6 separate regions of the Homo sapiens genome follow, and regions 1, 3, 4, 5 and 6 are each linked to region 2. The links are chromatin contacts, found by Hi-C or POLR2A ChIA-PET in ENCODE. All regions are on one chromosome and are shown on one strand. The core of a region is the stretch at or near the end of the contact, and the rest is flanking DNA. Distances in the headings are between cores, read along the strand shown. Region 1 has its middle 31 kb from the start of TMSB4X. Region 2 overlaps OFD1 (OFD1 centriole and centriolar satellite protein). Region 3 overlaps GLRA2 (glycine receptor alpha 2). Region 4 overlaps LOC105373133 (a long non-coding RNA gene). Region 5 overlaps LOC105373133 (a long non-coding RNA gene). Region 6 has its middle 23 kb from the start of TLR7.

The links. Hi-C counts contacts between places; a loop is a spot of excess contacts on that map. ChIA-PET counts read pairs that join two places held with the same protein, here RNA polymerase II (POLR2A). Pooled maps may share reads with other maps.
Region 1: a loop to region 2 is called in a map with no recorded cell type, with 4 times the contacts of the local background. The contact joins two enhancer-like sites. A Hi-C loop is called at or near these places in 4 of 37 single-sample maps with no recorded cell type and 4 of 50 pooled maps.
Region 3: a pooled map shows a loop between it and region 2 (14-fold over the local background). The contact joins two enhancer-like sites. A Hi-C loop is called at or near these places in 7 of 37 single-sample maps with no recorded cell type and 5 of 50 pooled maps. POLR2A ChIA-PET finds 5 or more read pairs at or near these places in 1 of 52 experiments (HEK293).
Region 4: a pooled map shows a loop between it and region 2 (3-fold over the local background). The contact joins two enhancer-like sites. A Hi-C loop is called at or near these places in 1 of 168 maps with a recorded cell type or tissue (GM12878), 18 of 37 single-sample maps with no recorded cell type and 6 of 50 pooled maps. POLR2A ChIA-PET finds 5 or more read pairs at or near these places in 1 of 52 experiments (activated CD4-positive, alpha-beta T cell).
Region 5: a loop to region 2 is called in a pooled map, with 4 times the contacts of the local background. The contact joins two enhancer-like sites. A Hi-C loop is called at or near these places in 1 of 168 maps with a recorded cell type or tissue (GM12878), 19 of 37 single-sample maps with no recorded cell type and 8 of 50 pooled maps.
Region 6: a loop to region 2 is called in a pooled map, with 5 times the contacts of the local background. The contact joins two enhancer-like sites. A Hi-C loop is called at or near these places in 1 of 37 single-sample maps with no recorded cell type and 3 of 50 pooled maps. POLR2A ChIA-PET finds 5 or more read pairs at or near these places in 1 of 52 experiments (T-cell).

Annotation. Positions count from the first base shown.
Region 1 is chrX:13,004,408-13,007,726 of GRCh38, forward strand. No RefSeq gene overlaps it. Among named protein-coding and RNA genes, the nearest start is that of TMSB4X, 31 kb to the left of the region's middle. RefSeq lists enhancers at 302-361, 1,695-1,744. Within about 2 kb of position 1,769, at least 11 of the 41 ENCODE cell types and tissues checked have a DNase peak (open chromatin) inside an H3K27ac peak, as active enhancers do.
Region 2 is chrX:13,757,946-13,760,445 of GRCh38, forward strand. OFD1 (OFD1 centriole and centriolar satellite protein) reads left to right here. Exons shown (of 23, transcript NM_003611.3): 15 at 392-503; 16 at 2,170-2,500. Among named protein-coding and RNA genes, the nearest start is that of OFD1, 24 kb to the left of the region's middle. RefSeq lists an enhancer at 1,409-1,498. Within about 2 kb of position 1,251, at least 4 of the 41 ENCODE cell types and tissues checked have a DNase peak (open chromatin) inside an H3K27ac peak, as active enhancers do; they include GM12878, where a contact is called at or near this core.
Region 3 is chrX:14,671,706-14,674,807 of GRCh38, forward strand. All of the region lies in intron 7 of GLRA2 (glycine receptor alpha 2), which reads left to right. Among named protein-coding and RNA genes, the nearest start is that of GLRA2, 140 kb to the left of the region's middle. RefSeq lists enhancers at 1,479-2,678, 2,122-2,416. Within about 2 kb of position 1,651, at least 2 of the 41 ENCODE cell types and tissues checked have a DNase peak (open chromatin) inside an H3K27ac peak, as active enhancers do.
Region 4 is chrX:13,072,665-13,076,152 of GRCh38, forward strand. The region is part of intron 2 of LOC105373133 (a long non-coding RNA gene); the gene reads left to right. Among named protein-coding and RNA genes, the nearest start is that of FAM9C, 30 kb to the left of the region's middle. RefSeq lists a silencer at 1,985-2,044. Within about 2 kb of position 2,092, at least 7 of the 41 ENCODE cell types and tissues checked have a DNase peak (open chromatin) inside an H3K27ac peak, as active enhancers do; they include GM12878, where a contact is called at or near this core.
Region 5 is chrX:13,091,296-13,094,507 of GRCh38, forward strand. All of the region lies in intron 3 of LOC105373133 (a long non-coding RNA gene), which reads left to right. Among named protein-coding and RNA genes, the nearest start is that of FAM9C, 48 kb to the left of the region's middle. Within about 2 kb of position 1,341, at least 12 of the 41 ENCODE cell types and tissues checked have a DNase peak (open chromatin) inside an H3K27ac peak, as active enhancers do; they include GM12878, where a contact is called at or near this core.
Region 6 is chrX:12,842,535-12,846,064 of GRCh38, forward strand. It overlaps the pseudogene MRPL35P4. Among named protein-coding and RNA genes, the nearest start is that of TLR7, 23 kb to the right of the region's middle. RefSeq lists an enhancer at 1,462-1,781. Within about 2 kb of position 1,262, at least 3 of the 41 ENCODE cell types and tissues checked have a DNase peak (open chromatin) inside an H3K27ac peak, as active enhancers do.

The DNA.
Region 1 (3,319 bases), core at 519-3,018, 750 kb before region 2:
TAGTAGAGACAGGGTTTCACCATGTTGGTCAGGCTGGTCTTGAACCCCTGACCTCGTGATCCACCGACCTCGGCCTCCCAAAGTGCTGGGATTACAGGCATGAGCTATCACGCCCAGCTGCAATATTTTAAATATATTTTAGTATAAAGTGAAGGGCCTCTGACGTCCATCTAGTAAGAATCGGGCCACATATTCATAGACTGACAGTTTCAATCTTTGCAGACTTTGTCCTTTGAAGTTTGCTTTGCTTTCTCTTTTCACACTTTGGTAGCATCTTTCAGTTCTCTGCTGCTCCAGAGAGGAACATTATGGCCTCTTGATTGGATGGATAAAGGGTCCAGCCCTGACCCATTGGCTGCTAGAAGGGCCAGGGGCAAAAAGATGACCCCATTAACCACCTTTTCCACCTGTACTTCAGTCTTACTTGCAAATTGTTTTTTCTCATGTCTTTTCATCATAGTCTATACAATCATCTTGTCAACAAGTTATCGTAAAAATTGTTGAAAAGGATCTATTAATTCTCAGCCCAGAGGCTGTCCTTTGGATTTCTTTGTGACTATTGCTTTGGTCTTACATGTGGCTGATATCAGCTTGTTTTGAAAATCCAAACACTAGTCCACATTTTCACCTAGTAAAGTCATTGATGCCTTCTTTGTGGCCAGTTATAAGGAGCTTTTTCATCTAATTCATGATGACCCAGGAACCTTACCTCCATGACAAAAATGTTCCTGGAACTCAGCTTCCCAACGTCATCTCTACTTCAGTTCTTTAGGTTGCCAGATGTTGAAGATAAATCACTTTAACTGTGGTTGCATAGAATTGGTTGGGAATCACATGAGTTTCTTCATGTAAAAACTACCAAGACCTCTGCTTTGGGTCTAGATCCTGGTTTATGCTGCCTTCTTCAAAACTAAGGGGAGATGCTGGGACTTGCTGTTAGCTCCATTTTTTTTTTTAATTGCATGATTCTCTGACTTTGCTGAGGAGTTGTAGATCCAAGTTCAAACATACATTGGCAACTACACCCAAATGCAGCCAAGATACAAGGGTCTACATGTGATACAGGGTCTAATTAGCCATGTGACTTTGGACAGGTCATTCTCTCTGGCTTTGATTTTCTCATTTGTAAAATGATGTATTAAATTGGGGCAAAAGTAATTGCAGTTTTTGCCATTAAAAGTAATGAATTCGGTTCTTCCTAATAATTGAATTAGGTTCTTTCCAGGCCCTTTTCTGGTTCTTTCCATTTCTAAAGGTCTATGATGAATAGGCCAACCATGTCATCATGGGTTCCAGCGCAGCACCCTAGAGCCCCACACCTCATTCCTGGCAGGCACGCACATCTCCAAATAGGGCTCCTTAGTTTTTAAAGAAGGGAAAACGGATAAGGAGAACTGAAACCCACATACTTTCAGTTCTGACTTTGTGAGTTTTGAATTTAAATGCTTTCTCATATGAAACAGTGAGTGGGCAGAAGCATTCTACAAGAAGAGAGCCCTGAAGTTAGATGAGCAATGAGCAATCCCTTTCTGTTGGTGATTCTCTTTTGAAACAAAACGCATCACTGCTCAAAGCTCAACTGCCAAAAAAAAGAAAGAAAGAAAGAGGGAGAGAGAGAGAGAGAGAGAAAGAAAGAAAGAAAGAAAGAAAAGAAAGAAAGAGAGAGAAAGAAAAGCTAAGAGTAAGGAGAAAAAAGAAAAAGAGAGAGAGAACCCACCACCCTGTGCGAACAGCACAGCTGAACAAAGGGAAATAGAAGGTAGTGGCATGTGAATCCACGTGGCCCTTTGCCAACCCACTTGCCTCTCACGCTGCCACACTTGCATATATCAGGGTAATTTCTGGGATGGAGGTTTTTACTGAGCACTTGTTGGCAGAGAGATTTTCTCCCAGTCTCATGACGTTCACAAAAAGCTAGTACTGAGAGGAAAAAACTGCTGGGACTTACATGTAATAGCATCTTCCAAGCAGCTCTATAAGATGACTAACATTTCAGCTGGACACGAGACAAAACTTGGCACCAGAAATGGTGGATGATGGTGCACCACCACTGCTTCATGCAGCCCACTATCGAGGCAAGGGGGTCTGAGCACATTGCCTGCAAATAATATGTTTGCAACTTTTCAATTCATTTGAGTCCTGACTTAAAAAAAAGCGTGCCAGGCAAATGATCATCTGCATGACTTTTCAGAAGGTTTTGCCCTGCTAGCCCTTAAATGATATGTGAAAACAAATCAGGGAGTTGGGGCCATCTGAAATGTAGCTTGAGAGGGTAAGAGAAGATGGAGAGACATGCTAAGGGTTTAAATAGGAGGAACCAATGAGGAAAAGCACATGACACTATTATAGTGGAATTTTGCCTTTTTTTGGCCATTCCTGTATTTCCATAGTTGTAACCATTTGTTACAAGCTATTCCTCTGATTTTTTTTTTTTTTGCATCTTATAAAAGTGAGGAGTCTATAAAAGACAACATTTTGTAGGCCTGCAGCCTTTGCATCTAGTTTTTGGAAATAAGTTGTTACTTATCTGCCTATGAATGCCTTCTCCCAGCTTTCCTCGAATTTTTTGAGGGATGAGGAAAAATTAGTTTCCTTTTAAAATACGGAACCCCTGGAGAACATTTGTTTCTCAGAGAATGATAAACAAGGAAAGGGGATGTGATGCATACAGCAAATTTAAAAACATTATCAGGCTGGATGCAGTGGCTCATGAAGCTTGCATTTTAGTGCAAAAAAACAAATAAATATATAATGTGGCAAGTGTATTGCTAAGCATTTTAGAGAAAAGTGAAATAGGATAAAAGGATTAGAGAAGAAATGGGAGGGTGGAGGGTCCATGCTATGTTGTAGGTCATGATTGTAAATACCATTAAGTCTAGTTTCCATTCTCCCTCTGTGCAGATGAAGAAACTGAGGCACTAAAGGAAGACATGACTGCCCAGGGTCTCCCAGCTGGCTAGGCACCCACTGGGAATGAAACCCAGCTCTCCTGACCCAAGACAAGCCCTCTTTTCTCCCATCTCGACACCCGCACTTGGAAATGGGTTGCTGCAGTAGGAATTTGAAGTCTAGCATTTTTTCCCCTTGCAATCAATTGATACTGATTTTCTTATGAGTACAAAATGAATTGTCCAACACCATTCGCATATCAGCTTGTGGCAGCAGTAATAGTCACTAACATTTAGAAAGGGGTGGCATGGAATTCACCTAGAGTTGACTCCCCACTGTGTGGTCAGTTCATGAGCATCTGCCCTGTGCTCAGCACCTTTCACACTGATGTGACAAATTCAGGATGCATCTCCAACTTTAATATGTACAT
Region 2 (2,500 bases), core at 1-2,500:
TTCTGCAGTGATAACGTGACTTTATATTCGTAATAGTAATAAAATGGAGAAGAAAGCAAACTCACCTAAACATAAAATTTTCTGAGTGCCTGATGGTGCCCACTGTTATCTCTCGATTCTCACCCTGATAAGTATTACAAACATTCACTGTCTTCTGATTTCTGCCTGCATGCCCTAGAGTTCTTTGATATGACTGAAAAAGATGGTGAAGAACTTGTTTGTGTGTTCTGCTTGTGTTTTTTTTTAATAGGGACCCTGTTGTTTACTGTCATAAAGCTTCTTGGAATTGGCAGAACAAAAAGAGTACAAACATGATAAGAGAACTTTTCCTTTTGAAGCAAGCTGTGATTTGTTTTACATTGATTTCTTTTCCTATTCTGAATCTTTTCAGATTGAGCATTCTGCACAGCTGAAGGCCCAGATTCTAGGTTACAAAGCTTCTGTAAAGAGTTTAACTACTCAGGTTGCCGATTTAAAATTGCAACTGAAGCAAACTCAGACAGGTTAGAGACGTTTTAACCCATAAATATTTTTGTATGTATAAAGCTTCTGGTGTCTGTGAAAATGTAATGATCATAATTTATTGAATATTAATTATTGTTTTAGGGGAAAAGCCATAGAAATATGTGTCATCTTAGAAGTAAAACTCCCTATCCATTTTGGTAATACCATCTGGATCATCAGCAAAAGTATTTTGCTTCATAGGTGCCTCATGGCTTGGGAGAGTCTCATGCCCCAATAGGAAAGGCGTGGTGGTAACATAGAAGTCCCCATATTCATTATAGGATTTCCTTTTTTATTTGTTACCCCAATGTTAACACCAATTCAGTAGTTTTACGGATTCCTTGATAGATATATAAATATACAGGACAAGCAGGGTGGTTTAGCAAAAAGAATATTGCCTTCAGAATCAGAACTGTTCTTCTTTTGGACCCGTTTTGAAGTTGTTTGACCTTGGGCATGTTACTTTAACTTCCTTGGGCCTCAGTCTCCTCATTTGTAATGGGGATAATAATACCTACTGAGCCATGATGAAAAAGATGAAATGGGTTTCAGTCCAGTGCCTGGGACATAAAAGACACTCAGGAAATGGTTATTGGTATCATTTTATTATTGTGTCTTCACTGTGGATGCATCTCTGCCCCTTCCTACTTCGTAAGAAGGATATTAAAGTTCAGATACTTTATTCTTCAGTTGCTTTCAAGTTCAAAGAAAGTACGTATGTGTTACCAGTTCAACTGGGTCTGAGCCTTCCTTGTTCCCACCTGCATTGTTTCCTCATCAGCTCCTTGCTCTCTTCTACCAGCACTTGTTTTATTTTTATCTCTACTCGTTTCTGCTTTTTTCTGTTCCTCATTTTCTTTCAGTTCTGTTTGTGAAACTTCTCACAGCTGAAATCATAGCAGTCTCCTATCAATAAAAAATAGTTGAATGAGGATAGAACTCTTTCGCATGCATGTGTTGCCGAGGGCAAGCTTCTTTCTTGTAGCATCACGGGGAGGCATTGCAGGAGAGAGGGGCAGGTGCACTGGCTTTGCATTAGGAAAGCCCAGTAGCTCTTAGACTTGCTAACCGTGTGACCCAGCCTCAGTAAGCTTTAGTCCCCCCATCTGTAAAATGGGAGCAGTGAGAGTTTCTTGACCACAGTGTTGTTGTGAATGCAGGTCCTCACTTCCTTATATGAAACTCGGGCCATATGCTGTGGATTTCGCAATAGCCCTGGGAGTTCTGAACAGCATCCTATAGTAAAGCACATTAATTATTTTGCAGTCAACTGTATGAATATTCATGCTGGGATAAATAAAGATTATAAATGGGTTTACATCAGTTCAGGTCAAACTTTTCAACCAAATGAGTTCAAGTCTGGTTGGGCTTTGCCACCAAATAAATTATGAATAAATTTTCAGTTCTCAGAGCCTTGTGGCTTTCAAAATTGTGCATAATGGATTCTGAAATTATATCATGTTACAAAAGACATACAAAGCTGTAGCTGGTACAATAAGCTCTCAGTAAATGTTAGTGGTTATCGTTACCATGGCTTCAGAAACTGTATAGTGCAAGTTTGTCCTTATTACTCTCTTCCATTTTTCAAAAAAATAATATTCTCAAGTATATTTTCTTCTCTGCCTTGTCCACTTACTTCTGAAATTGGCTTTTTGTACCCTGCAGCCCTAGAGAATGAAGTGTACTGCAATCCAAAGCAGTCTGTGATCGATCGTTCTGTCAATGGATTAATAAATGGCAATGTGGTGCCTTGCAATGGTGAGATAAGTGGGGATTTCTTGAACAATCCTTTTAAACAGGAAAACGTTCTAGCACGTATGGTTGCATCAAGGATCACAAATTATCCAACTGCATGGGTGGAGGGTAGTTCCCCTGATTCTGACCTTGAGTTTGTAGCCAATACTAAGGCAAGGGTCAAAGAGCTTCAGCAAGAGGCCGAACGCTTGGAAAAGGCTTTCAGAAGTTACCATCGGAGAGTCATTAAAAACTCTGCCAA
Region 3 (3,102 bases), core at 401-2,900, 910 kb after region 2:
GTTTATGTGAGAATTGTCCATTGAATCTGCAAGTAAACTCAGTGTATCTGCTATGCACATAGTATTGCACATGCAATTGTTTTTCCTGAATTAGTACTATTTGCTTCTAAGCAAGGAATTCACTATTTTAGGCAAGTCTTGCCTGGCACATAGAGGCATTCAATGAATAGACATTATCAGATGATACTGAAAGTGCTAAGAATGCAGAGTAGAGGGCCTGAAGGCTGTTACTGGGACTCACAGCTCTGATCACCTTGACATTGGGAACCCATACTGCTATTGATGTGGTTTCCTCTCTCATCACTTTTTATTTCCCTTGAGTCACAGAATCTTAGAATAGCAGAACCCTTGAAAATTATCAGCCCGATCCTTTTATATCCCAAGTGGGAGTGTGAGACCCCAAATCGTGAGATAATGTGCCCAAATTTGCAATGTGAGCCAGTGGCAAAGCTGAGGTCCACATTTTTGGCATCTTCTCATGGCTCTCTCTAACACAGCCTTGCTGCTTTCTCTTACTTTAGATAGTCATACTGGATTGATTTCCGCCAAGGGGCTGAGATTGATCTAAACTTTCTGAAGCAGATGTATGCAACTGATATGTTAGAAACTGAGGCACTCAATGAGCCCAACCAAAATATTTTCACACTTACACTTTATCTTTTAAGCATTCTGTACACTTCCATATTGAAAAATAATAATGCTATCTGATGGCATGGCCTTTTATTTCTTCAAAGAGCTTACACATCTACTTATGTCATTTTACTCAAGAGGCAGTAGGATTTCTTTTTAATCATTACAGACTCCTGTAGGCTAGTATCTATTGCAAATAGGTATTTAACTATTAATGGGTGATTTGTGCTTCTGGTTTTTTTGTTAAAGAGAAAGGAATGGAGCTGACTTGTATCAAAATGCTGCTCAACTATAGGAAGTGGATACAGTAGAGACATAATCTTTGGTAATTTATAACTAACAAAAAGTGAGATCAACAGCCCAGCCAGAAGCTTTTGAACCACATTAATTACAAACCTTTGACTGACCTGTAGCTCCTTTTCTTGTTTTCTCCTCCCCACATGGAACCTGGAGCGTGGTGGATGCCTGGAATTTTTCCATTTCAGTTTCACTTTGAATAGTATGAAACAGTAGGTAGCTGATTAACTTCAAGAGCTTTAGGTTAGAACACACTAGGCTTGAGCGCCCAGAGTGCCATGCCAAGAAGGGAAGGTGTCTGGCAAGTTGGCTCCTATCGAGACATCCTTGATGATCTGCAGCCTCCACTGTGAGCTCACATTAAAGTACAGAGCTGACACTAAATCAGTCCACAAGCCAGAGTCTGGGTCGGAAAGCTTCTCGGCTACCACTGACTCTACCATTCAATTGAAATTCATATTTCACACTATACTCTCATATATTAAATACTCTATGGCCCTCCACTAAAGGAATCCCTGTTCTCATCCCCAGGATGTAGCATCACAGTGCTCAGAGGGTTCAGGTGCATTGGTGGAGAAGTTCAGCACCAGAAGGGGCCTCTTTGTATCCTGGAGTTATCACAAGATTCTAGGTATTCTGAGGAAATGATTTCTCCATCACTGCAACTTGAACTGGGCTTCTAAGACTGCCTCTATTTTGTACTCCAGAATCACCCATTCCCTACATATCTTACCCACTGTTCATCTCAGGAGTACATCATCCATAATTGTTATGAGATGATGACGCATCTGCACATAGTCACTTAACACAGGTACACCCACTCACTCTGGTAAGGTTCTGAGTTTGAGAAATGGTCAGGGGTGAAAGGTTTGGCCACTGCTTCCTTCCTGATTTGGCTCCTCATCCCACTATAGGAGGCATAGGCAACTTGGAAATCATAAACCAACAAGCTCAGTCCAGGGAGTGGAGACCTGTCAGCTCTTCCATATTCCTCTACCCATCACTATAAACCTTACCCACCATTCCAAGGCCTTTCCAAATAACAGTTATTAAACTTCCCTCTTTTATTTCCTTGCTTGTAAGTATGAATTTTGAACCTGGGTTAGGGTAGGGAGTAAATGCACAAATAGTATACAAGTAGTCGAGGCACTAATTGCTGACTGAGAAAACAAATGAAGATTGCGGTTATCTGCCATCTATGAACACTTATCTTCACAGTATGTCCATGGCTGCAGGTGTGACAGTGCTACTGTTGTTTCTTGCTTGCCAGTCCCACTGCATGTACCTTCTCACCTCTTTTCCACATCAGATGTTGTCATCTGGTGTAAGCACAGTCTGTGAGTAATTCTTCTGACTCATCGCCAGAGAGGGAGGTTCCCACAGGGGTCAGTGAGGCAGAAAAGCACAGAATTTGGAGTCAAGCCAGATTTAATGCAAATCGCAGCTCAACTATTCTTTTGCTGTGTGATCTTGGTAAAGTTAATGAGTGAACTCAGCTTCCTTATCCTTATAATGGAGATAACTCATAGAATGGTGGTGGTGTAAGCTTTTTGTTGATGATAGTGGTGGTGGTGATTTTGTTCTGTTTTCTTTTTGTAACAGCATATATCAGTCCCCATGATATACAGGAGTGCTCACTGCAATGAAGTTCCATTTATGTGAACTTAGATTATGTGAATTTAAAGCAAAGCAATATAAAAATACTAACAAAGTCTTAGTCCATGCACAAAACATCAAATACAAGATATTTTACTTTACATTATTCCTGTGGGGAAAACTGCCTTGAATTATGCAAGTTTTGAATTATGCAGTGTCTTCAGGGGCTCATCCCTTACAAGCCAATGTGTCTGAGAATCTACAATCTGCCAAATGAGTGTTAAGTTTTATATAAAGTATCTTATTCAATCCTTCAATGACCCCATGAAACTGGAATGTGTGGGCCCCTACTTTGATATGAAGAAATCAAGATTCAAAAAGGTTAAGTAATTTTTCCAAATTCATTGGTCATTCACCTAGGATTCAAATCCAAGTTGGTCTAGCTTCAAAAATATTCATTATTTTTCCTTTTTTTTCTTTCTTCCATATCTTCATAGTCTCCCAGTTTTTCTCTTCTCTTTCTTTCTCCTTTTCTCTCTCTCTCTCCCATGCACACACACACAAACACACACACTCTCT
Region 4 (3,488 bases), core at 842-3,341, 680 kb before region 2:
ATCATTAAATATCTCATTTCAAGGGCAATTATGTTGGATTTCACATTTATCAGAAAATAATTGCAGAAAAATGTGCCATACACACCATTTTTTCAGAGGCATCAGCAACACAAAAGGTGGAACTCAAAAGCAACATTTCCTTTTTGTGTATTATTTGAAACTTATGCCATGGCAATTTTGCAGGACTAATTCACAGATTGGCTTATTTAAGTCAGACGTTATATGAGCATCAAATTATCCAACTTCTCTATGATTCTTTTAACCTGTGCCAAGTTTGTTTTATATGGTGATTGATGGCTTACTATTGGGAGAGTCACTCCATTACAATAAGATTATTTGTAGATGAGTGGTGGACACACCCTCAGGTGACCCCCAATGAGTCCCATCCTTGTATAAGCCTCTCCCCTTGAGTGTCAGAGGAAACTGTCTTGCATCCAGCCAATAGAATATGGCAAAGGTGATGGGATGTCACTCCCTTGATTACACCATGTAAGACTCTGTCTTAGTGGACTGGCGTGAGAGACCCTGCCTTGCTGGTCTTGAAGAAGCTTCCAAGCTGTGGGACAGCCCCTGGCAAGGAACTGTGGGCAGTCTCAAGGACTGAGTGACCTCCGGATGACAGCTAGTAGGAAAACAAGGACCCTAGTCTTGCAGCTTCAAGGAACTGAATTCTACCAACAACCATGTGAGATTGGAAAAGGTCCTCGATCTCCATATGAGACTGCAGCCCAGCTGACAACTTGATTTCAGCCTCTTGAGGCCAGAGCTGAGAATCCAGCCATGCCATACCTAGATTCCTGGCCCATAGAAACTGTGAGATAATAAATGGCTGTGGCCAGGCATAGCTGACACCTGTAATCCCAGCAATTTGGGAGGCCGAGGCAGGAGTATCACTTGAGCTCAGGAGTTTGAGACCAGCCTGGCTAACATGGCAAAACCCTGTCTCTACAAAAAAATACAAAAATTAGCTGGGTACAGTGGTGTGTGTCTGTAGTTCTAGCTACTTGGGAAGCGGAGGCACGAGAATCTCTTGAACCCGGGAGGCGGTTGTTGCAGTAAGCCAAGATCGCGCCATTGCACTCCAGCCTGGGCAATGGCAATGAAACTTTGTTTAAAAAAAAAATAATAATAACAATAAAAAAAAATGGGTGTTATTTTGAGCCACTAAACTTGTGGTAGTTTGCTATATAGCACAGAAAACAGATACAATGGGTTTTTCATTCATGTCTGTGACACAATATTCATAAATTTATCTTTAAACTAGTTATTCTCAAACTCTATGAAAAATCAATTTTTTAATCTCCAATCTATCATGGAAAAATACTTCCATAAAATGAATTATTAGAAAAAACTAAATTTAAAAGGTGTACAAAATACAGGTCCATGGACCAATAGTCATAACATTTTTAAAAATGAGTTCTTGCAAAAATTTAGTAAAGACATACAAAACGCAAGCCTAAGAGTTTTATTAGATTTGATAGACAGTTACTCTGTTAAATTAGTGTAAAAGTCTTTAAACATTTATGCTCAATTTACATGTCTCCCTGAGGCTGGATAATAAACAGCTCACTGAAGAGTGGCCATCTACAGATCATCTATTTAAATGATACCAAATCAACTTATAAAAATAGCTGGTATTTATGGAGGTTTTATTATGCCCGGGACAGTGTCCAGTCATTCACATGAATTACCTTCTAGTAATGATCATCCCAACTCTGAACTTTATGAATTCTCCTATTTTATGTGTGAACAGACTAGGATTAATGGGATGAAGTAACTTACCCAACTTGGTCACACAGCTAGTAAGTACGGGAAGTTGTGACCCAAACCCAGAAATCTTAACTGCATAGCATGACACTGCAGAATCCCTTTATCCATGGTAATATTTGAGATAATACAATGCTCAAATTATGGTAAATATGGGATGAAATTAATTTCACCCTGGTCAAAATTTCCACAAAGTCCTACATAGGGAGATTTCTGTGCTTTTGTTCCCTAAAAATGAGACCCATCGCTTATACCAAACATGAACTAGAGAGAGATGAGGCATGTGGTGAGGTCTAGAAGGAAATGAACCGTGCTGTTGTTGATGTCTCTTCTCAGAGCGTGGTGGTTCTTAGTATAGTAGCAGAATCAGAGATGCGGAAGAGAGGAAAGCAGGTGTACCTTGGTGATATATGCTCCATTTACACTGGGTTGTGGATTTTACTTCCTTCACTGAAGTTTGTCAGAGGCTTGAGGGTAACAGTTTCCATCACAATCACTGGGGGGATTTTTGTAACTACCGATGTGTAGGCTCTGTCCCAAGAGATTCATAGTTTACTGGTCTGGAAGAGGCCTGGGAATCGGAAGTGTTTCCAAAGCTTCTTGGGTGATTCTAATGTGTAGCCAGGGTTGAGAACTGAAGTTTTAAGGAAGATAAGCATGGAACTAGGTACAGCTGAGTCATTTCTGCTGGATGTCCTCTTGCCCAGGGGTGGTGTGAAAGCCACAGGAGAACAGCCTTCTGCCCACTGCAGTCACCCATGGGGAATGCCCTATTGGGATTAGCGTGGCTCAGGTACCTCCATGTTATATGAAGCTCAGGAAAACATCCACCAGCCACTTTAATAGTCTCCAGCCTCTGTCATTTCAGACCCTCATTAGCTTAGGTTTCATCTACTTTGCAAAATATCATTCCATTGATTTTAGTGTTTTAGGTTATCATTTATGGCAAAATTAGAATTTCATTGTTATTCAGCCCCCATTTGTGGTTTTTGCTTATACCACAGGAGATACGTCCTAAGTATTAGAACTTTCCTAAGCATTTTAGTATTTTTACATTTAATTTACATTTTACATTTAACCAGCTTTGACCTGCATCACAAATCATTGAGATTTTGCATTTAAGAATTTTATATTTTTTCTTCCTATATCAGATTGGACGTAATAGTAGAGCTAGGGTTGGTGGAAACTGTAATCTTACAGCATGTTTGGTAGAATCCTAGTCTTGTGAGAAGTTCCTTGAAAAGAGAGTTTTCTAACTCCTTAGTACTCAACGTGTGGGGATGTATGAGCCAGAACATTGGCATCTCCTGGGAGCTTGGTAGAAACACAAAATCTCTGGTCCCACTGAAGACCTATTGAATCTGGATCTGCATTTAACTAGACTCCCAGGTAATTCTTATGTTTGTGTAGAAAGGGTTTAAGAAGCATTGAATGTTGAGAAACAACTGCAAATTGTGTTCCTTTTCCTGCAGTTGCATTATACACATTAGCATATGAAAGGTTCTGTTAAGTACAATGGTAAAGAAAATGGTTTATCCCAGATATTCCCAAAGGTATTTGACCATAGGGCAACAATTTTTTTAGGGTAGCACTTTTAAAAAGCCTTTTATTGGAGCGTGACATATATCAGAATAGTGCATATATTGTTGGGTAACCATTCTCCATGGGTCTCTCACCTTTCTGCACGCCTTGTAACCAGAGGCTCTGACTCCATTTGTTCT
Region 5 (3,212 bases), core at 91-2,590, 670 kb before region 2:
TCTTCTTTTGGGGCAAAGTTAAGAGCCAATCACAGTTAAGGTTTCTCTGCATGTTCTGCCCATATTTGGCTGTAATCTTGCTTCATCCAACTAAATTTATAATATATGTGAGTGAAAAGCAAGCCTTTGGGATTTGTCTCTCTCTCTCTTTCCTTGTTATAAAGGAAGCCTTATCTTTATGCATTTGGGGCTACCTGTGAACTTACAGTCTAGCTTCAAAGCAAAGAAAGGAGCAGCCAGTGTAGAAAACTTCGTTTTTACTTTTTTTTTTTTTTTTAAACAAGCTTTAACTGTAGCTTCTGGCTACAGGAAAGTACATAGAAAACCGAATCTAGTTTCGGCCTGTGCAGTACTGACCAGGAGAGGCTTATGAGATTATGGGGATATTGAAGAACACAGAATGTCACATGGATGATTGTATTTTATCTATAATGTATGTGTAGGAGAGATCCATTTCTCAGAGATGGCAAGAACTAAATGCACCCTTTGAAATATCTTCTTAGGGGTTGCTTGAGGAGGATGATCAAATCTTACAGAGAGATAAGACACAAATATGATAAAAGTTATTCTCATTTTAAGTGACTATTTATTGACCACTTGATATGTATCATCCATTTCATTCTCACCACAATCCTATGAAGGAGATTCAATTCTATCCACATTTTGCAGTGAAGAAACTGTGGCAGTGCATGTAACTTGCCCCAGGTGCCTGAGCTTATAAGGAGTGGAACTAAGAATCCACTCTGAACAGTCAGCTGCCAAAGCCCCTCACTCTTAGCCTCTTTGCTCTACTCCACTGAGATGTTCTCTTGGGTTTACTACCAAGAACAGAGGCTGTAAGTAGTATAGAATGCCCCCGGGGACCCCAGTGTCCAAGACACCAACTTCCACTGCCTCTCAGGACCCTAAGGAAAGAAAACTGAGAGGTTGTTCAGCTTGTCTCAGGTCCAGAACTGTCTGGTCAGAGGGGATCCTGGGATCCACCAGTTGAGCCCTTCATTCAGGGCCCCAGTTATTCCTAGTCTTGGGAAACCCAGCTCTAGAAGCCCCTCCCCAGCAGGATTGAGGACAAAGGGGCTAGACTAGAGACCCAGCAACATGGCCCTTCCATGTTCTCAAAACTCAAGAGACCTAGAAAAGAGAAGGGTGGCAAAGCAGCCCAGCCCCACCCCCCAGGGCCAGAGAGGCCCCACTTCACTCTGTAGAGCAGTGGGATTCATCTGGGTGCCATTTGGCCCTCCAGGAGATGTTTGGCAATGTTTAGAGACATTTTAGGTTGCCACAGCTGGGTTGGGGAGGCGAGGGTGCTACTGGCATCTAGTGGGTAGAGGCCAGGGATGCTGTTAAATATCCTACAACGCACAGCACAGCTCCTGCCACAAAGTGCTGCGGTGAGAAGCCCTGCCCTCAAGTCTTGGTTGGGCACATTCCACCCACAGCTCTGAGGAAGCTCCGTCTGGGGCTTCTTCAAAGAGTCATTCTGCAACCAGGAAGCTGGCAGCCCATACAACTATGCAGAAGGTGAAAGAGAGAAGGCGGGACCATGAACACGCGTTTTAATTACTGCATGTTTGTTTCTGACAGAGAGAGGTCAGTGTTTGCCTCCATTTGCAGGCATCAGGACCAAGGTGGGCAGTGGGCAGTGAGGGGGCAGGGGTGGAGGGCGGCACTAGCTCTGTGTAGCAGGCTGAATAATGGCTTCTAAAGATAGCAGATCCTGATCCCGGTAGCCTTCTATGAAAAAAGGTGGTCTTTGCAGATGTCATTAAGTGAAGAATCTTGAGATGGGGAGATTATCCTGTATCATCTGAGTGGGTCCTAAATGTAATCACACGTATTCTTGAGAGAAGGAGGCAGAGGGAGATCTACGTGCACATGGAAAAGGTGATGTAACAACAGCAGAAATTGGGGTGATGAGGCCACAAGCCAAGGAATATGGATGGCCACTAGAAGCTGGAAAAGGCAAGGATCAGATACTCCCCTAGAGCTTCCTGGGGGAACGTGGCCCTGCCCACACCTTGATTTGGGCCTAGCGAGACTGATTTCAAAATTCTGGCCGCCAGAACTGTGAGAGAATAAACTGTTGTCTTAAGCCACCAAGTTGGTGGTCATTTGTTACTGCAGCCATAGGAGACTAATCTACCCTGAGACTCCTGGGGCCCCCAGATGGATCCTCTGAGGCTGAGGGGCAAACTCTTCCATGCAGGCAAAGCCAGAAAAAGGGGAATGGAAATTTCCTTTGCACTTTCCTTGATACATTTACATTTCCCATCCCACCCTTTAAGCACCCTTTCCTGTGAAAACATGGCACCTGCCCCCTCACCGGCCTCTATCAGTCAACAATTCAACTGAATGTCGGGCAAAGCATATGACACCCCCAGTGCTTGGTTCAAACCTGTTTGAGTCACCTGTCACTTTCTACCTTGAATTTTTGTCACCAATGTACATGCAGTAACTTCTATACTAGACTGTGACTCAGACGCTCACAATCACACTCAAACACAGTCTAGTGTTTTTCACAGCCTGGTATAGAAGGTACTGCCTGTACATCAGAACAGGGGAGCAGGAGCCTGATCTGATTTATTATGAAGTCTCCCAAGGCCTCCAGCGCACAGTATCAGGCACACAGGAAACAATCAATGATTAATGTGTGCTTCCTCCATCCTATGAGAAATATTACTTAGGTCTCTTTATGACGAGTGGCCAAAAAGCACAAAGCCGAATCTGATGCTTATTAATAGTAATCCCATACTTGCTGTAAGCCCTGCAACAACTATCATTATCCATGTTTTGTTTTTCAATGGAGGTATAATTTACATACAGTAACATGCACACATCTTAAGTGTATAGCTTGATGAATTTTTACCTAAATATACCTCCTGGAAACCACTGACCACACAAACATCTATGTCTTTCCATCACTCTAGAAAGCTTCCTTTTTCCCTTTTCCTAGTCAATTAACCCCCATGCCCCTCACACTCCAGTGAACCACTATTCTGACTTCTACTCCCATAAACTAGGTTTGCTTGTTTGTGAACTTCATATAAATGAAATTGTACAGAATGTACTCTTGCATCTGGCTTCTTTCTCTTAACATAATGTTTTTGAGATTTATCCAGGTGATTGTATCAGTTTATTCTTTCTTTTTTTAATCTGCTGTGTATTATTCCATTGTAAGAATATGCCATAATTTGTTTATCCATTCTTCTATT
Region 6 (3,530 bases), core at 12-2,511, 920 kb before region 2:
CAAACCTTGTTAACCTATCACCGATTATTGCAATACTATTTTTAGATTTTTTCTTCAATTGCAAAAATACTTTATTACTGATTAAAAATAGTATATATGCACTGATAAAATTTTGATAAATGCAAAGACAAGTAATGAAAATCATCAGCAATAACAATGGCTAAAAGTGGAGTATACATACAAACAAATACTTGTTTTGAAACTTTTTTTGGTTTACTCTTAGCATAGTATCTTTTTCCATGTCATGTAGTATTCTAATGTGTGACTTTTGGAGGCTGCATAGTATTCTAAAGTAATATGTTTTGAATCCAATATTCTTCAAAAAAATATGGAACAACAGATCTTGGCTTAAATATGAATTTTTTTACATTTCTGTTGTATATACTACAAGTGGTGGATTGCTACTTTGGTGGTTCCCGATGAACCATAACTCCTGGTATTCACACTTCTGTGGTGTATCCTTCCATATTAACCTCGGGCTCGGCCAATAAATAGGACATTAGCAAGAATGATGTAAGCAAATGCTTGATAAGTGCTGGCACACTGGAGCTTATGTCTCTTGAAATGCTCACTCTCAGGATCAAACCACCATGAAAAGAAACCCAAGCTAGCCACATGGGGAAGAAAAGAGGAAAAGATCACTCCCTCTCAACCTTCCCCACTGGGGAACTAGACATGTGAACAAAGCCATCTGATTACAACCTCACAGGAGACCCCAACTGAAACCAACCAAAGAACAGCCCAGCAGAGCCCCAGCCAACCAAAGAATCATGAACAAATAAAGTGGTTACTGTTTTAAGCAGATATGTTTTGGGTTGGTTTGTTACACAGCAAGAGATAAGCAAAATGTGACAGCATCTAATATGAATACCTGCTTTAGATATGAAAAAGAAACCCTTAGATATGAAAAAGAAACCCTTAGGATCATAAACTCAAGAAGAATTTTTTGTTTTTATCTAGTCAGATTGCTGAGGTCCTGGCTGTTTAGATGACTTACAGAAAGAACTTGGGTAGTAGAGTCAAGATATGAATAGTAACCCAGTTTTATTACTAGAGATTTGACTTCGTTGAGCATCAGCTTTCTTGTGGGCGAGTTAGGTTTTAACAATAGCTGCCTTGCAGGTGTTTTATTTTTAAGCATTATGAATGATGGTGCCTCCAGTTCCATAACAAGATGAAGGCATATGCAGATGTGAGTTAACATTTTCATTGGCTGGCCATGTATGTTGAATCCCAAACAAGTGGTCTTCACTACACCTCACCACTCACAAATCTACTTATGAGTCTCAGATGGTGAGCTAGATGGTCAGTAATACCCACCTCAGGAAAACTGCTTCTGAGTTTACAAGACAGCAGGCGGAACAGCTCAAAGACCAATGCATGCATAAATAGTCTTTCCTTTTTTTCACCAGGTCAACTACTCGATTATTTGCACTGGGGGCCTTTTTTCAAAGCATCTGACCTTTTGGACTCGTCTGGTGAAATCTAGTATGTACTTAGGACCAGCCTTCAACACAAAGGAAGGTTTTTGTTACATTCGTTTGCATATCCTGTCAAGGATATCTTCAGAACACTTTCATTTCACAGTAAAATGAAACTTACGGAAGAACTAAGCAGTGAAGTGCTTCATACTTTCATTTAAAAGGGGAATGAGAAACAAAAGACAAGGTTAATTATGACACCGGGGCTTTACAATGCTAAAAATATCCTATATACAAAGGGATATGTAGGCTGTGTTCTTTTTCCATGTCATTACAAAGAACAGGCTCAAGGTATCTGCAAATTTCTAATAAAAATATTATTACTTGAAAAATGTCCATGGTTGTATCTAACTGAAGGGATTAAAACTTTTAGACTTGTTATACAAATACCATGATACTTGTCATCAAAGTCCTCCTTTTCATCAAGCAGACCCTGACTTACAGCATCTGAGAGTGGAAAAAACTAGCATGAACCGTAAGGCAGTGGGATTCATACCTACCTCTCACTCACACGTTCATCCAAACCAAGCAAGTTGCATAAAGCAACCTGAGACTTTATACTTCCACATGCTGGCAACACAGCATTAACTAGACTCGGGCAACTTGTTTAAGGGGTTTATTTAGGTTCCTATCAGTAAAGAGGTGTTTTTCCAGCTTTGGGAGAATATGTATGATGCCAAGTTTTTTTTTTTTTAAGTTTAAATACTTTTATAAGTTTAATGTTGGCATTGGATGTTTACATATTAACTGGTACAATTTACATCGGTTTTATACTTACCTATTTTTGCAAAGATGTCATGTACACAAAGATACATATTCAATAACTGAGAAACAAGTGAAACTTCTGATCTATACTTTCAGGTTTGTTTCATAAAGATATTTCTGATAAGGATTATCAGCATACAAGTTTCACCTCTTCCAGAAGGACACTGTCATTTTATCTAAGAGTTTACTCTGGGTTTTATTGCAGAACACAAATTCCCTCAATTGCTTTTTTCTTGCAGGTGTCTTTTTCCAGAATTTTTTCTTATAACCAGCCTTTCTCCTCACCCAAAGGCCAGAATGAAGTCGAAAAAACCTATAGATAACAGCTTTCACAGTTGTTCTCTTGCCTTTTTGTGTACTGACGTATATTACAGTTCTGACTGGCAGCTTCAGGACACTTGGAAGCAAGGGGGCCACTCTGTTGGGGATCACTGCAGTATGCCCACATGTCAGGTTTCTGACAGATGTGATCAGCCTGGGAGTGGAGGAAACAAATGGTGTCTGAATATGACTAAAACGTCCAGTAGACAATGCAGAAATAAGAGAGGCATTCCTGGCACAGTTTCGGTGGGCTGGAGATGCAAAAATATTCAGGAGCCATAGATTCCTGAAGCTGCTCTCATCGCACCAGCAAAGGCAGAGGCAGCCATCTTGCCAGCCTGCTATGATGCCAAGTTTCTTTCTTTTTTTTTTTTTTTTTTTTGAGATGAAGTCTCGCTCTTGTCCCCCAGGCTGGAGTGCAATGGTGTGATCTCGGCTCATGGCAACATCCACCTCCCGGGTTCAAGCAATTCTCCTGCCTCAGCCTCCCGAGTAGCTGTGATTACAGGTGCCTGCCAACACACCCAGCTAATTTTCGTATTTTTAGTAGAGACGGGGTTTCACCATGTTGTACAGGCTGGTCTCGAACTCCTGACCTTAGGTGATCCGCCCGCCTTGGCCTCCCAAAGTGCTGGGATTACAGGCGTGAGCCACCACGCCCAGCCAATGCCAAGTTTCTATTGAACCACTTTGATGTCTATGTCTGAGTCAAATGGCAGAGCCGGGACTCAAATCTAGGTCTTCTGTCCACGACCATATCTTTGTTCAATCACCACTCTGGATGCTGATCAAGTCTGACCTTCCTTTTCATTTCAGAGCATTCACCCCAGGAATCCTTCAATGTTTAAATCTCTAGATTAAAATATGGTACTGCTGGGCATGGTGGCTCACTCCTATAATCTAAAAAAATTGGGAGGCTAAGGTGGGAGGATTGCTTGAGACCAGGAGATCAAGGCCAGTGTG